Regions from separate parts of the Homo sapiens genome. Here region 1 is linked to region 2. Evidence: read pairs that join two places in POLR2A ChIA-PET (ENCODE). Cell type or tissue: PC-3. All regions are shown on one strand. Each heading gives the region's core, and the rest is flanking DNA. Links, peaks and the distances in the headings are about the cores only. Region 1 holds the start of C9 (complement C9). Region 2 overlaps OSMR (oncostatin M receptor).

The links. ChIA-PET counts read pairs that join two places held together with the same protein. Peaks named below come from ENCODE experiments on the same cell type or tissue, not always from the same donor. Only the 100,000 strongest peaks of a DNase experiment are listed, where the experiment ranks them.
Region 1: POLR2A ChIA-PET joins it to region 2 with 5 read pairs; 2 of 35 experiments call an interaction of 5 or more read pairs at or near these places.

What each region holds. Positions count from the first base shown.
Region 1 is chr5:39,362,579-39,370,918 of GRCh38, reverse strand. It overlaps C9 (complement C9), which reads left to right and starts at 6,424. Exons shown (of 11, transcript NM_001737.5): 1 at 6,424-6,531. The coding sequence starts at 6,455. In PC-3, for the core only: no CTCF peak of the experiment used is centred there; no DNase peak of the experiment used is centred there.
Region 2 is chr5:38,849,326-38,857,667 of GRCh38, reverse strand. The region is part of intron 1 of OSMR (oncostatin M receptor); the gene reads right to left. Among named protein-coding and RNA genes, the nearest start is that of OSMR, 7.5 kb to the right of the region's middle. In PC-3, for the core only: no CTCF peak of the experiment used is centred there; a DNase peak (open chromatin) is centred at 3,417; H3K4me3 peaks cover 358 bases; H3K27ac peaks cover 1,837 bases.

The sequences.
Region 1 (8,340 bases), core at 341-8,340, 510 kb before region 2:
GCAGGTTCCAGGGGAATTGAAAGTAAGCCACAGATGAGCTAGAGAAGGCTGCTGATAAGAATATGTTGCACAAATTATCTGGCTTATCCAGGTGCTCTGCCGTGCGTCTAACCCGTTGAGCCTGTGTGTTATCTCCACGTGACTTAATCTGTGAGATCTTGCCACAGGTTAACTTGCTCGTGTGTACAAGAGGCGGACATTCCTTTCAGTGCAGTCGGAACTACTGTTGATCAAGCAGAGAGTGGCAGTTACTGAAGTGTCCCTGCAAAGTGGAAACACACCTGTTCCTTATACAGTTGGCTCTCCTAACCTCAGATTTCGCATCTGCAGATTCAACCAGCCACAGATGGAAAATATGTGAATAGAAAATAAAATAAAAATAATGCAGCAATTAAAATAATACAAATAAAAACAATACAGTATAACAACTATTTACACAGCATTTATATTATATTAGTTATTATAAGTAATCTGTAAATAATTTAAAGTGTATGAGAGAATGTACATAGGTTATATGCCATTTTATATAACGGACTTGAGTATCCGCAGATTTTGGTATCTGCAGGAATTAATCCTCCACAGATACCAAGGGACAACTGTAATTTCTTTAATAAGCAGTGGTATTCACACCTGTGTGCCAGAAGTTCAGCTTTTCATGGTAACCCTATTATCTTGGAAAGAGAGTTCCTTTACATATCAAATATATCTAAGCTAAAAGCTGAACTTTAACAGCCAGCATGCCCTTAAATTTCTCACATAAAAGGGAGAAGGTATAGACTTTCCCAAAATAACCTTGCATCTGTGAAGTACTTTACCATTTATGCAAAATAACTTTATTCCATTGATGCCATTCATAACCCTTTGAGGAGGGATCTGTTACTGTTGCAAGTCTTACTCAGGCAAGACTGGCATCCATGCTTTAAAAAAAGCTGCACTCTACCCCAACTCTTAAGGGAGTGTTTTTCATGGTATTTTATTACAAAACTGTGTGTTGAAGTAGAGAGATCCTTTCATCAATTGATCTCAGACTTTACCATCAAAATATTAACTGTGGTGTCTAGAGAGAGCCAAACAGAGGGTAATTTTGTGTCTTTCCTGAGGTGGAAGGAAAAGAAAAGGGGGGAAGGAACAGAGGATGTAGCTAACCCAGGAGTGTGGTTGACCGTGGAATAACCTGATGAGTGAGGACTCTGACCCATATTCCCGGAATACGTTTAATACAAAATCTGGGAAAAGATGGGAGCTGCCCCAAAGCCCCTGGTAAATATTTAAGCTATTACGATTTGAGGAGGTTGCTAAACAATAAAACAAATAATTATTGCTGGGAAATGGTATGTTTTGAACTAATTCCCTTCTGCTAAAAATAAAAACTCATGTTCTAGGCTGATATGTACAATATCAGCCTAGGGACATATACAAGGCTATGTACTGGCAGCAGCTCTGTTAACATGTTGTAATTACAGCAACGCTGATGGACAAGGGCCAGCCATTTGTCATCTCACCTGATGAGTGGCCAAGCCCCTCATTTGCCCTTGCTTGGAATTGTGTCCTGCATTTAATTACTAAACCTCTACCACATACTGAAATCATACAAGTGCTTGTCTCCAGCAAGACCATGGTGTGGGCTGCTCAGTGGCAAAGAAGCTGGCCTTCTGCAGAGATGAAAGATGAGGTTGTTAAAAATGGAAGGGAAAAAAAAACCCAACTCTGAAATTCTTTATGACTAATTTTTCCTTGTGATATTGGTTGTGGAGTTTTCTGTCAATTCTTTATTCACTTGGTTGATTTCAACCATTATTTTATCTTACTTACAAGAAAGCAGAATCATTGCTGCTCTAAAAGTTACAGGGTAACATGACTGGGCTGGAATTGAGTAGAGGATGCTTCTCGGGTGTGTCTGATGCTGCCTCCTTAGTGGAAGCTCTAAAATTTCACTGTGGCATTGCAAGACCTGTGGATCTTTGGACAGTCAGTAAGAAACAGCTATGGAATGGGGCAGGCATTCCTAATGAGATCCCTGGATACTAAGATCCCTTAACTTACTGCTAAGGGACTTTCAAGAAACTGTTTCCTTCACTATAAAAGAGTCAAATGGAAATGACCCTCAACATATTTATATCAAATCAGTAAAAATTAAGTGTTTCTGCCTGCTGGTCAAAGTTTTAATGTACATATGTCTATGTTTGCCTTAAAAACTGGGAAAAGTATTATTAAGCAAAAAACTTAGTTCACTATCACAAAGTTCCCAAGAAAATTGAAACTAAGAAGGGAACAAAGGGCAACTGAATGGCGAAAACCCTCAGCAGAGTGGAAAACCCTGGAATCAGAGTTTAAAGACATGGTTTGTTCAAATCTCACCCCTGCCTCTTCTGTGTAGCCTTGCAGGTATTTCTCTGAGCCTCATCTGTGAGACTAGAATAAAAGCTTACCTTCTATGGAGTTGACAGGACTCAGTAACGAATTTTATAGTAAAGTACCCTATAAGCAACATGACGTACTTAAAATAATAACAATAGTAGTAATAGCAAGGTAGGAAAAGCCTGAGATGTGGAGCCAGACATAGCAAGTACAAATGTGCAGTTACTCGTCCCTGGCTGACGCTGGACAAATGATGTAATCTCAATGTGTCTCCATTTCCTCAGCTGTAAAACAGATTATTTTCAGGATTAAATGAGATTGCATATATAAATATGGCCTGACACATATTAGAAGTTCAATAAACATTTATTTTGTTATTTGGAAGCCTTTAAGTGTTATACAAATGAAAATGTTACTATTTTCACTGCTCTAGTCTAATGCATGATGATGCTTTATTTCTCTGACATACACACAGAAACATAAGCCTCATTTCAAAACACCTCAGACACATGATAGATGTTAAGGACAAGAAAGAGTTAAAAGCATAAAAATGTGGAGCATATTATTCATATATTTTATATATTTATATAATATTTATGATTTTATATTATAATTATGCATTATATGTAATATATAATTACATATATTATAATTATATAATTATAATATGTAATATATAATATAATTTGGCTCTGTGTCCTCACTCAAATCTCATCTCGAATTGTAATCCCCACATGTTGAGGGAGGGACGTGCTAGGAGGTGATGGGATCATGGGGACGGTTTCCCCTGTACTGTTCTTGTGATAGTGAGTGAATTATGAGAGCTAATGGTTTGTTTGTTTGTTTTTGAAACAAAATCTCGCTCTTGTCCCCCAGGCTGGAGTGGGACAGAGCGATCTCAGCTCACTGCAACCTCTGCCTCCTGGGTTCAAGCAATTCTCCTGTCTCAGCCTCCCAAGTAGCTGAGATTACAGGCGCCTGCCACCACGCCCAGCTAATTTTTGTATTTTTAGTAGAGATGGGGGGTTTCACCATGTTGGCCAGGCTGGTCTCGAACTCCTGACCTCAGATGATTCGCCAGCCTCGGCCTCCCAAAGTGCTGGGATTACAGGCGTGAGCCACCACGCCCAGCCAGCTAATGGTTTTAAAGTGTGGCACTTCCTCACTCTTGCTCTCTCCTAATGCCATTTACGAAGTGCCTTGCTTTCCTTTCACCTTCCACCATGATTATAAGTTTCCTGAGGCATCCCTAGCCATGCAGAACTATGAGTCAATTCAACCACTTTTGTTTGTAAATTACCCAGTCTCAGGTGGTATCTTTTTTTTTTTTTTTGAGACGGAGTTCCACTCTATCGCCTGGGCTAGAGTACAGTGGTGCAATCACGGCTCACTGCAACCTCCGACTCTAGATTCAAGCAATTCTCTTGCCTCAGCCTCCCAAGCAGCTGGGATTAGAGTCACCCGCCACCATGCCTGGCTAATTTTTTTGTATTTTTATAGAGATGGGGTTTCACCATGTTGGCCAGGCTGGTCTTGAACACCTGACCTCAGGTGATCTGCCCTCCTGGGCCTCCCAAAGGGCTGGGATTACAGGGGTGAGCCACCGTGCCAGCCAGGTAGTATCTTTGTAGCAGTGTGAAAATGGACTAATACAATATATATTGCCAATATATAATTAATATGCTATTAGTATACTTTACTGCTGTCATTATTTTTCTACATTATATTTAACCTGAACTATGGTGATAAAATAAATACAACTGAGCAATTCAGAAAAGCCTCCTATTCAAACTAGTCAGCCAAAAATATCCCCTCACTCCCTCATCCCCCTTCCATTGATTTAGTCTCCAAAGAGACAGGTGATGTACAATCTCCAGTCACATCAACTTATCAAGTCTAATCATCACAACTTCTAATCAATTAGCATCAAATCTAGTTAGTATAAAGCATCCCATCCTGACTGCTTTTCAGTCTTTATTTCCATAAGTATCTTGATAGGGTCCAGAGAGGCCTCATAAGAGCCCTCAACATTGCTACAGCATTTTTCTTTTTGTGAGACAGAGTCTCACTCTGTTGTCCAGGCTGGAGTGCAGTGGTGCCATCTTGGCTTACTGCAAACTTTGCCTCCCAGGATCAAGCAATTTTCATGTTTCAGCCTCCCAAGTAGCTGGGATTACAGGCACACACCACCCCACCCACCTAATTTTTGTATTTTTAGTAGAGATGAAGTTTCACCATGTTGGCCAGGCTGGTCTCAAACTCCTGGCCTCAAGTGATCCACCCACCTCTGCCTCCCAAAGTGCTGGGATTATAGGCGTGCGCCACTGCACCTGCCCTGCTACAGCATATTTGACAGATTCATACTGTTTCCAAATGTAGCCCACCTGTTATTAGCCAAGACTCACAGGAAGTGTCTTTCAGGCATGGACTCATCCCATGACATAGTTACACGAGTTGTGGCATCCATTCGAATCATCTTATTACTTGGCAGTTCTGCATGGCCTACACTCCACAGCAAGCTCAGGAAAAGGTGAGATCAGTCCCATTGAAGACCTCAAGTTCTCTGCATAAAAAGGAGAGGGGCCAAGAAAGTGGGTGAGAGTAGATACCTTTTACCACAGGTAGGAATATCAGTAGAAAAGGTAAGGCAGTACTGGAGAAAATAGCTGTATATTCTGTCTTCCCTCAGCTCCACCCCTTGCTTTGCTGGTCTTTATATGTGCTAATGTTTGAAATTTGCCTATAAGTAATAATAATACTTATAAAGTCCCTTTAAGAACTATATCCAGAGATATCTGATGTCTTTCTTCTCAAGGTGGTCATCCTCAGTCTCAACCCTGGCTACACGTTAGAATGATCCGCAAAGCTTTTAAAAGCATGGATGCAGGGTCTCATCACAAGTCAATTAACTTAGAGCTGAGCAGACAGCGGGCAGCCATCACTACTGTTCTCAAGAGTCCCCAGGTCATTCTATTTTTGCAGTCAGTGCTTTAAGAGCAGTTGTGATGTCCACATTCTCTGGTGTTCCCAAAAAGGCACTGCTCTTCCCACAAGTGCTGGGAAGCATGAAATGTGAGGGGGAGACTATTTTTCATGGGTAGGAACAAGTTTTTCTGTCTCAGATTCTATCTTGTTGACATGTGTGATGCTGAGATAAGGAGACCACTCTTTCTGGTGGACGCCCTTAATGCCTTCGGGAGTTTACATCTCATTCTTCAAAATGTACCACTCGGCCTATAAGGAAAGCCAGGATTGTAAATGCATTTGCTCACGTGGAAATAACCTACCTAGCCCATTTGCAGATTAAAAAAAAAATGAAGCATCTACGTCTGTGCCATCCTTTCCACTAAGTGCAGTTCTTTACTAACTTTGACTTCATGCCTCCATGAGAAGCATCCACAGGCTTTTTTTTCCCCAAAATTGCATACTCCCTCATCTTCCACCCAACCCCTCGAGTCTTGCAAACTAAGAACTGCTGGGGGTCCTTCATTTTTGTTTCTATTTTTTTGTTTTTGTTTTTGTTTTTGTTTTGTTTTGCCGGAATTTTGCTCTTGTTGCCCAGGCTGGAGTTCAGTGGCCCCACCTCGGCTCACCGCAACCTCCGCCTCCCAGATTCAAGCAATTCTCCTGCCTCAGCCTCCAAAGTAGCTGGGATTACAGGCACCCACCACCATGCCTGGCTAATTTTTTGTATTTTTAGTAGAGATGGGGTTTCACCATGTTGGCCAGGCTGGTCTCGAACTCCTGACGTCAGGTAATCCACCCACCTCAGCCTCCCAACATGCTGTGATTACAGGCGTGAGCCACTGCGCCCGGCCTTTGTTTCCATTTTCACACAGCACTGCTGCCCATCTTAGGGACTTTAGCATTCACAGGCCCATTGCCCCATATCTACTTGTCAATATGAGAAAGCAGGAGGCCAAGAATTACAAAATGATTCTCCTTTGGTTGGACTTCAGTACCCAGGCCACCCAAATTGACAAAAACTCTGAATGCAGACAAACAATGCTTGTTCCCTGTCCTCTGGCCCTTTGCAAATAAATGCCTTACCAGACCTGCCCTGCCACCCCACTCGCAGCCACCCAGCAAGAGCAGCATGTCAGCCTGCCGGAGCTTTGCAGTTGCAATCTGCATTTTAGAAATAAGCATCCTCACAGCACAGTACACGACCAGGTGAGTCAGTTACTTTTCTGCTTGTCTCTGGAAGTTTCCTGTAGGATTAGCATCTCAAGGTCTTCTTAGCAGCAAAGTACATGACAATGTTAATCCACATGGCAATATACAGAGCCCTAGAATCTAAACTTCGAAAAGAGATAAGAAAATACATAGGGTGCATCTTTATGAGTTTTCTGTGGAAATGTGCTGCTGTTTCTGGGGATTTATTTTCAACAAGGCACTCAAATGTTAAGATTGAGGTATTCTTTAAATATCTGGAATTATAAAATAAAGCTTGTTTTCACCAGTGTATGATGAACCTGGGTTTATTAGTGCCTGATGTCTGAGAAGTTTAAAATTAAGGAAATTAATCTTTCCCTCACTCTGCTTCAATGCCTGACACCTTTAACATTTGGATACATCACCCTTTTGCCTCCACATTAGGCAAAGGTTAACTATTTTGTTTCTTTCCCTTGACATCCTGAGTTGTGTTCAGAGGCATGCATTTTGTTTAGGGCCATTTGGGATTTAGGTCATATTTCTTCCATTCCAGAATTGCAGTGATGCAGACCTGTCACTCATGCTTCTACCAAAGATACTTTTTCTCCTTTTTCTCTGATCCTAATCGGAATTGCAAAGCCCATGGCAAGTCATCCAGGAAACAAATCACCCATATAATAAGTTTTTATTGAACAGCTACACTGTACCTAGAAATGGTGGAGGTTAGGGTCACATGAGGCATCCTTCCTTCCATCCTGGAGTCATCAGAGTAGACATCGACCTGTATAATTCAATACAGGATGATCCGTTCTGGGGAGAGTACTGAAATATTCCTCACTTCAACAGTGTGGCTGGGGGGAAATGTCTGCCCAAGCCCTGTTCCTCTGCTCAGACATAACCATAACCTGCTTCCAATTCCTCATTAGTCATTTGACTCTTGGTTTACCCAAATGCTGTTTTGAACTTTGATGCCCGTCTCCAGTACATATTTGCCTGCCTCTTGGCTGCAGTTGGAGGCCGCCATTCAGCCTGGGCTCCACTCAACAAGTGGGTTATTCACAGGGCTGTATCTTTCAGGAGGGGGCACCCAGAGGTGCTACACAGATGAACATGGGCCCTGGATCCAGTGCTCGACCAGACCTTTCCTTCATCCCTCCTCTTTCCATATTATCTGTAAAGCATTGTACCATTCAGGAAATATTTTTGTTTAGTGGGCATCTGGGCACAAAAGGGATTTGGAAAGGCAGTTCCTCCAAGTTGCTTTAGCTCCCTTGAACTTCACCTGACCCTTTCTTAAGCTAAAAAATAATAATAATAATTCAAACAACCCACATTCCTAGATTGCAGCTCCTGCTGATCAAAAATGAGAGGCTGTGGGGAAGCTTTGATTGCTTTGAAGTGCGTACCCCCTGGGTCCTGGCCACACTCAGCTGTTTCAGGGAGGACCGGAAAGCCCCATTAGCTGGACCCCAGCTCCAGCAGCTGCACGGCTGAGTTTGGTTTGGTTTCGTGGGCTCCCATTGCTATGCCCTCTTGAGTTTGCCCCGGTTGCCCTGCTCTGAATGCTCTGTGCTTTGCCCTTTGACGGGGGTTGAGGTCAAAACAGAGTGTTCAGAGCCCTCAGTCATGAAGTGAGACGATTTGTTTGAATAATAGCTAACTGAAATTTGCAAAATAACTTTTAAAATCCTCTGAAGCTAGACTTCCCAGGCTCAGGTCAAGGTGCCTTTACTTACCAACAGTGTCATTTTGGGCGGGTTGCTTGGCCTCTCTGTACCTCGCTTCCCTCGTCTGTAAGATGTGGTTTTATTTATGTCCTGGGACTAC
Region 2 (8,342 bases), core at 35-8,034:
AAAAGATAGCTAGAAGAGAGAGTTTTAAATGTTATCAGAAAGAAATGATAAATGTGTAAAGTTTTGAATATGCTAATTACTTTGATCAGTATACAATGTATACATACACTGAAACATCACAACTGTACCCCATAATTATGTATAATTATTATGTGTCAATTTTAAATAAAATTTCAAATGAGTTTGTATTACAACTGAATATTAAAGCCGGGGGAAAACTAATTCTAGAGGAAATAGTTTCTAGTCATAAGCAAGGGGAAGTCAAAGAAAAATCCTCCAAAATGACACTCACTTTGAAATTTAAAATATCCCTTATATTCTGTGGGCTTAGTATATCATCCTCTTCACATTCATATCATTTGAGGAATGCAAGGTGTTCACCACTGAAAGGAAATCTCATCTCATAAATTTAAAAGCAGATGATTCAGAGAATGATGTGCATGTTGCCAAATGTTTTTTAAAAAGGACTACTTAAAATGTTTCTAAAATTTTGATGTTTTCCTAGAATATCGAGTATTTTACATGTCACAAAAAATTAAGGTTATAGGGCAGAAAAACTTAAGACTAAAAATTAGAAGCCACTTGCCATTTAAGGGTAAGCAGAAATTAGAGAATAAAAGCTGTCAAGCAACACAATGGAAAGACATGAGTATTTACAAAAGATGTATTTCTATGGTTTGGGTACCAAAGAAGAGCCTTTGAGAATCATCAAGATAGTCTTGTCTGGGCCAGGCATGATGGCTCATGCTTATAATCCCAGCATTTTGGGAGGCCGAGGCTGGAGGATCACTTGAGGCCAGGAGTTCCAGACCAGACTGGGCAACATAGCAAGATCCATCTCTACAAATAAAAATTAAGATTACCTGGGCATGGTGGCACGTGCCCCTAGTCCCAGTTTCAAGGGAGGCTGAGTCAGGTGGATCCCTTGTTTCTGGGAGTTCAAGGGTGCAGTGAGCCATGATCACACCACTACATTCCAGCCTGGGTGTCAGAGCCTATCTCTAAAACCAAAAATAAAAGATCACAAGATGGTCTTATCTGGAATTCCTGCCCTTTATACTGTCTCTCACATATGTCAGGCTATGAATCCTAGAAGGTTAGCTTTTGTGCTCAGATTCCCTGTTTTCTTCTGTCATCAGTTCACACATGTTGGGCAGGGGCAAGCAGGACACAGTAGTCACTGCCTACACATGAGCAAAGTGATTATTATTTCCAGCAGTGGGACTGGACAAGGCCACCCCCTGTGTTTCAGGCCCCAGGCCACCTGAGGACCACAGACAGAGGGAAGATGAGTCCTAGCTACTGCCCAAAAACCTTCTGCTAAAATCAATAAAGTATATCAAAACGTGCAGAACAGGAATCAACACCTGGCAGAACATTCCAGAGACACTGTGGAGCCTCTTTGATAAATGCCATAGGAACAGGCTTCCTCATGGCTGATGCAGTATGAAAAAACACAGACACCAATGATTCCAAGTTAGCTGCTTCCAAGACCCAAGAAGTCCTCAGTTCTATACCTTGTAAATAAATTCTCCTCAAGTTGTCCTATTCCAAGTGTGCCAACTGTTTCCTGATGGATGGGACCCTGACTAACACAACGAAAAGCCCAGAGGTGAGGGAGAAAACTCTGCAAAGACCCTGAGGTTGGGGGCTGCTTGGAGGATTTAGGGAACGAGGAGGAGCCAGGTGTGACTAGAGAGGAGTGAACAAGCAAGCTGGTGAGAGCCAGAGAAGACATCTAGAGGGCATGCAGACAGGCAGAACAGAGCAGGCAAAATATGGGAAGAAACTGGGCTTCTGCTCTGGGCCAGATGGGAGCCACTGTAGATTTTAAGCAGAGGAGTAACGTGGTCTGGTTTACATTGAACAGAAGCCTGCAAGGATGAGAGATTGAAGGGACAACAGTGAAGTGAGGGACAACAGTGAAGTGAGGGACAACAGGTGGGGGGGTGTGGCGGTGGCAGTGGGGGTTGGGGGGGTTAGTGCAATGGTCCAGGGAAGAATGATGAGGGTCTCAGAGCAGGTGACAGCCGTGGAAGCAGTGAGCAGTGGTGGAATTTGAGAATGATTTAAAAGATAGAGCTGACAGGACAGGGGTGGTGACAAAGTGACACATCATGGATGGCTACAACAGTTTTGACCAGAGCCCCTCGAAGAATGGAATTACTGTTTATGGAGGAGCAGAGGAGTGTGGGAGTAACACACCTGGTGGTCTGTATCAATAGTTCAATTTGCCACATGTTAAGTTCAAGATGCTTATTTCATCTCCAAGAAAAGATGTCAGGCAGCTAGCCGGATACACAGTTTGAAGGTCTGGGAGTGGTCCTGGCTAGGCATATACATTCAGGCATCCTCAGTGCTTACACATAGTACTTAAACCCATAAGACTAGACCATCACCAAACCAGAAGTACAGACAGAAAAGCTAGGAGGTCAGCGCACGAAGCTCTGGGCTGCTCCACACCCTCTACTGTGGCCCCTCCTGCAGATCAAGTGAAAATCCAAGATTGGGCCAGGCTTTCCTAGCTTGCCTCAAGGGTGAGGGCTGTGTGGTGGGGGTGAGCAATCTGCACAGCCCCTGCAGCCCCGACACAGTCTCACTGCTGCTCTGGCCGGGACAACCTTGGTGGTGTCTCCTCTGCAGCTCTGCTTCTGGCACAAGAAAGGCAGCCAGCTCTCTCATCCACCCGGCCGGCTTTCTCTCTCGACTACTGTCAGTGAGGAGCACTGCTACTTCCAACTTCCAGTGAGAAAAGGAAGTCAGGGAAGTGTGAAGCAGCAGAATTTAGAAAGGGAAAAAATACTTCCTACTTCATCCCCACTACTTGGTCCTTTCCCCAAATCTGTTCTTCATTTCTCTCTCTTTTTCAGGTCTCCATTATTCCCAACTAGACTATAAGCCACTTGCAGGCAGGCCTGGATCTTATTCCCCATTGTCTGTCAGTCCCAGAAGACAGTTGCTACTCAGTAAGTATTTGATAAATGAATAAAAATGGGTACTAATTTTCTCACATTCTCTCTTCTTTGCTTTCAATCTTTTTTTAATGAAAATAGATATCTGTTCAGGCCTTTCTACTTTTACTATTGTCAAATATTGCCTAATTTATAAATCTTGCATTGACTTTCCTTCTCTGCAGGGCAAAAGAAGGAAAGAAAAATTACCCATTGATTTTGTAGAACTTCTTAATCAAATCTTGTCTCTTTGCAAAATCTCATTCTCAGTAAAGATGCTTATGAAAATCCCTCAGAAAAATATCACATGCGTAATAAAACACAACTTTTTAAATGGATTTCAGTCTGCCCTTCCTCACCACACTTCTTGTTCTGTCATTACTGAAATATTCCTGGGAAGTTTCCTCACCACAAATAATGCCCATGAGAAGCAGCGTGATAAGAGTCATTCACGTCCCAAGAATGTGGGTGTGTTGACAAACTTCAAAACTGGCTGGGTGACCTGATGATGTCTTATGCAAATGCCATTTTAAAGGAAGAAGCCCTTTCTTGGAGGTCTCATGCCTGGGTGTATGCATTTATGAAAGAGTCCTGTGCAGCAGTACAAAGAGTTGAATGCTACTTCTTGCGGGTTCTGCATGATTCTCAGGCTCGGTTATCTTTTTTTTTTTTTTAAGAGTACTGCCAGTTATATATTTGAGAGCCCCTTTGAAGAGGCCTCTGCCTTACAGCATAGGGTTGATTACTTACAAGTGTTCACTCCAATTCCCTTCCTCCTCAAGGCTCCACAGTCAGAAGCTACAGCCATGGGAAGCTTTGAGTATTTCTCCTTTCATGTCCGTCCCCCACACCCCACCTCTTGAACCTGTCCACTGGATAATGGTTAAGTGTTTCCACCAGTGTTATAAGGTAAATCCTGATTTATAAAATTGAATTAGCTGATGAATAACTGATTTTTTAAAAACGCAACATTCAGTTCAAGATTTCTGCAATTTGTGACATCAGCTAGGATTAAAGCTGAGTCTCTAAAAGGTAAATGAAGCCAAATAAAAAAATGAAAAACTGGAATCCAAGGGTATTCTGAATCCAAAAAATATGTACATATGCTAAAGGTGATATTTTAAATCACTTTTGAGATCACAGAAATCATTCCCCAAAATGGTACTGGAACAATAGCACGCAGACTTGTGGGAAAAGGAAGCTGTAATATTAATAATTAAGTACCATGGACTCTGACATAAAATGCTTAGGGTCAAATTCCTACTTTGGTACTTAAAAACCATATGGCCAATGACAAGTGATTTAACCCCTCTAGGTTTCAATGTCCTTTTCTGTAGAAGGAGAAGAATAAAATAACCTACCTTATAGCATTGGCATGAGGATTAAATGGGCTTATGAGAACCTACATACAGCAAACCCAGTTAATGTTAATTTTATCATTAAGTCTATTGCCTCATTTCCTTCAGCAAAATAAATTCCAGATGAACAAAGATATCAATGCAAGGAATAAAACCATTAAAAGTACTAGATTAAATCATAGGTAAATAGTTTTATAATCTGTTAGGCATGATATAAAACTCATAAGCAAAAAAGATAAGGATGTAGGGGGAGGGTGAAGAATGATAAAGATAGCTATACTGATTAACAAACATTGAAACATTTTAGTGCTTTAAATGAAAACAATAGGGCCGGGCGCGGTGGCTCACGCCTGTAATCCCAGCACTTTGGGAGGCCGAGGCGGGCGGATCACGAGGTCAGGAGATCGAGACCATCCTGGCTAACACGGTGAAACCCCGTCTCTACTAAAAAATACAAAAAATTAGCCGGGCGTGGTGGTGGGCGCCTGTAATCCCAGCTACTCGGGAGGCTGAGGCAGGAGAATGGCATGAACCCAAGAGGCGGAGCTTGCAGTGAGCCAGGATAGCGCCACTGCAGTCCAGCTTGGGCGAAAGAGTGAGACTCCGTCTCAAAAAAAAAAAAAAAAAAAAAAAAAAAAAATGAAAACAATAGTTTCAATATGTATCACAAAGAGCTATCCCTCATATACAAAGAGTTCTTAGAAATAAGTAAAAACAGGCATACAACTCTGTAGAAAAACATGAATACATAATTCATGAAAAGAGGGAAATACAAATATCACCCTTCCCTACAAAAAACTTGGCAAGATCACTAAGAATTAAAGACAATTGTGTGTGTGTGTATGTCTGTGTATGTCTATGTAGTATCCAATTGGTAACGTTTAAAAAGGTCTTAATACCTCACATTGGTAAGAGTTTACAGAAATAAGCATTGTGACTCACTAATGATCAAAGCATACAACCTTACAGAGGTCCATTTGACCACATCTACTAAAATTCTATGTGTATTTCTCTTGATCCAGAAATCATTCTGTAATTCTATTGCTGAAATTTTGCCCTACAGATGATAGACAGAGTATTGCACATGTTGTACGCAAATGTGTTTAAAGACTGTTATAGCACTGTGTACATGAGGGAAAAAATAAAAATCCAAGAGCCTTTCAAAAAGAACAGAAAAATAATTATGGTGCATTTCTACAAAGGAACAACATGCAACTGTTAAAAAGAATGAACTAGATCCATGCACTGACATGGAAAAATATTCTAAAATATTGAGTGAATGTATTAGTTTGTTTTCACACTGCTGATAAAGACATACCAGAGACTGGGTGATTTACAAAAGAAAGAGGTTTAATGGACTCACAGTTCCACGTGGTTGGGGAGGCCTCACAGTCATGGTGGAAGGAGAAAGGCACATTTCACATGGTGGCAGACAAGAGAAGAATGAGAGCCAAGTGAAAGTGGTTTCCCCTTATAAAACCATCAGATCTCGTGAGACTTATTCTCTACCACGAGAACAGTATGGGGGAAACTGCCCCCATGATTCCGTTATCTCGTACTGGGTTCCTCCCACAACATGAGGGAATTATGGGAGCTACAGTTCAAGATGAGATTTGGGTGGGGACACAGCCAAACCACATCAGTGAATAAGTCAGTTTCAAAACAGTATATACCTAAGAACATCTCTGAAAGAGAACTGTGGCAGTGTGCAGCTGTGCCCCTCAGTGCTCCCTTCAAGAGAGCGTAGATGACTGACAGCCTTCAGACACTGCCCCTTCAGATCTGTGGAAGATTCACACACCCCAGGCTGCTCCCACCCAATGGCTGCAGCTGGAAGCAACTCCTTCCCACCTTCCTTCCTCCCCATCTCCTTCCACAGGCATCACACCTGCACTGGGTCTGAAGGCTCTGTGCCTACAGTTACTCCCTTTCCCCTTACAAGTCCTTCCCCCAGTAAATCTCTTGCACATGTGTTTCTGGCTTGCTCTCTTCTACTTGAGGGATCCAAACCAGCCCCAAAGACACACCCACTTACTAAGTTATAAATTTAGAGCTGAGATGGAGGGAGGGAGGTGGGCAGAATAAGAGAAATTATAGATAACTCACTTTAAGTTATACAGTTCTGCAACATAAAGCATTCCTTAAAACGTGTGTGTGTGCATGTTTTAAACATATTAAGCTCAGTCTTGTGCAAGTGGCAATTTCCTTATTTCCACACTTGAAACCATATATCCCAACATGATTAAACTAGTTGACAGTGTTTGTGTTTCCAGTCCAACCCATGGTATTGAACAGACTTGAAAAAGGTTGGCAGTTTTTACCTACTGGATCAGCCTGGGAGGATGCCGTGTTTTTCTGTACAGAAAATGTAACCTCTTAGGTTCTGAGAGAGTGTAGATACTTTAATGATCTATTTCCAAATGCAAAAAGTAACCAGTGTCCTGAGTAGAAAAATCATACTACCATCCCCGGCTGACAGACAGACACACTGAAGTATATATATGAAGTAAATTTGCTCAAAATCCCCCATTAGGGAGATTGAAAGTAGAAAGAGGTGACCAAGAAATACCACGGTGTATGAAAAATTTACTCACAAGAAAGCGTAACTTCTGTTGATGCACATCTTCTCAAAAGCTGGCATTACACATGAACAATGAAACCTCAATCACTCTTTTCTGAGAATTATTTTGTCTTACATTTTTCCAAGTGTTCTTTATGTCTTACATTTTTCTATTTGCAGAAGCCACTTACAATTGTGCTTTTCTTTAGTTGACATTAAATGTCATATTCAGGCTGCATATATTTTATATGACTGTCTTCATCTTAAGTCAACAGTTTAAAATAATCCAGATAGTTAATTGCCTCAATGACTCTAGATCTAAGAACAGAGCTAGGTATTCTATTTAGCGATCTCACCAACCCTCTTTCTTTTAACAAAAATAAAGGAAGAGAGGGAGAGAAGAAGGAAGAAAGGAAAACAACTATAATTTAGTTCTTTAGCATGTAATTTTAAAAGAAATCAATTTAAAAATGCTTTCAATCATATTCATTACAAATAGGAAGTACTATCACTAGCAGCATAAATTTAAATAGTTGTACAAGACTGTACACCCAAATGTGGACAAAGGACCAGCAGTATTGACATCACCTGGTAGCTTGTCAGAAATGCAAAATCTCAGGCCAGACCTTAGACCTCTTGAATCTGCATTTAAATAATATCCTCAGGTGATTCATATGCACATTCAAGTTTGAGAAACACTACTATATTTAAAATATATGATATATTTTTGTCTCTTAGGATACTACCAATAAATAAAGGAAATATTTACTGGTTCCTATTACCAATAGGGCACTCTGCAAAACCATGAGTAGGATATAAATATGAAAAAGATCCCAGCTAGCATGTATAAGATACTAACTCTCTACAAGGTGCTTTGCTAAGTGACGTACATGCATTTATTAATTGAATCCTCACAACAGCGCTAAGAAAAGGATTATATTATTATTCCCATTCACAGAGGAGGAAATTAAGGATAAGAAAGTTGACAAGTAATTTATCCAAACTGACCCAGTTAATCTGATGTGTAGCCAATATTTGAAATCAGATAAGTCATTAACCAAAGTTCACATGACACAGTTTCCTTAAAGCTTGGAGCTCATACCAAAGTGGACATTAAAGCATTAAAAATTGCTAACAATTATAAACTCAATAAAATCTTAATTAAAAATAGGATTTTATTAAACTTGACAGGCTATTTGTAAAGAGAAAATGTATGTGATTTATAAAAAAAGTTGTTTTAAAAAGCACAAATATATACCACAAGATTTTCAAAAACACTATAAAGCTACAGTAGTTAACTCAGAGTAATATTGGTTTAGGGAAAAACAAACAAAAAAAAAGATCAATGAAACAGAATAGAATCCTGACACAGACCCTTTTACAAACAGGAATTTATTTAATGATAAAAACAGAATTTCAAATGAGTTGGAAAAAAGATGAATTATTAAATAAATGCTATTGGATCAGCTGTCT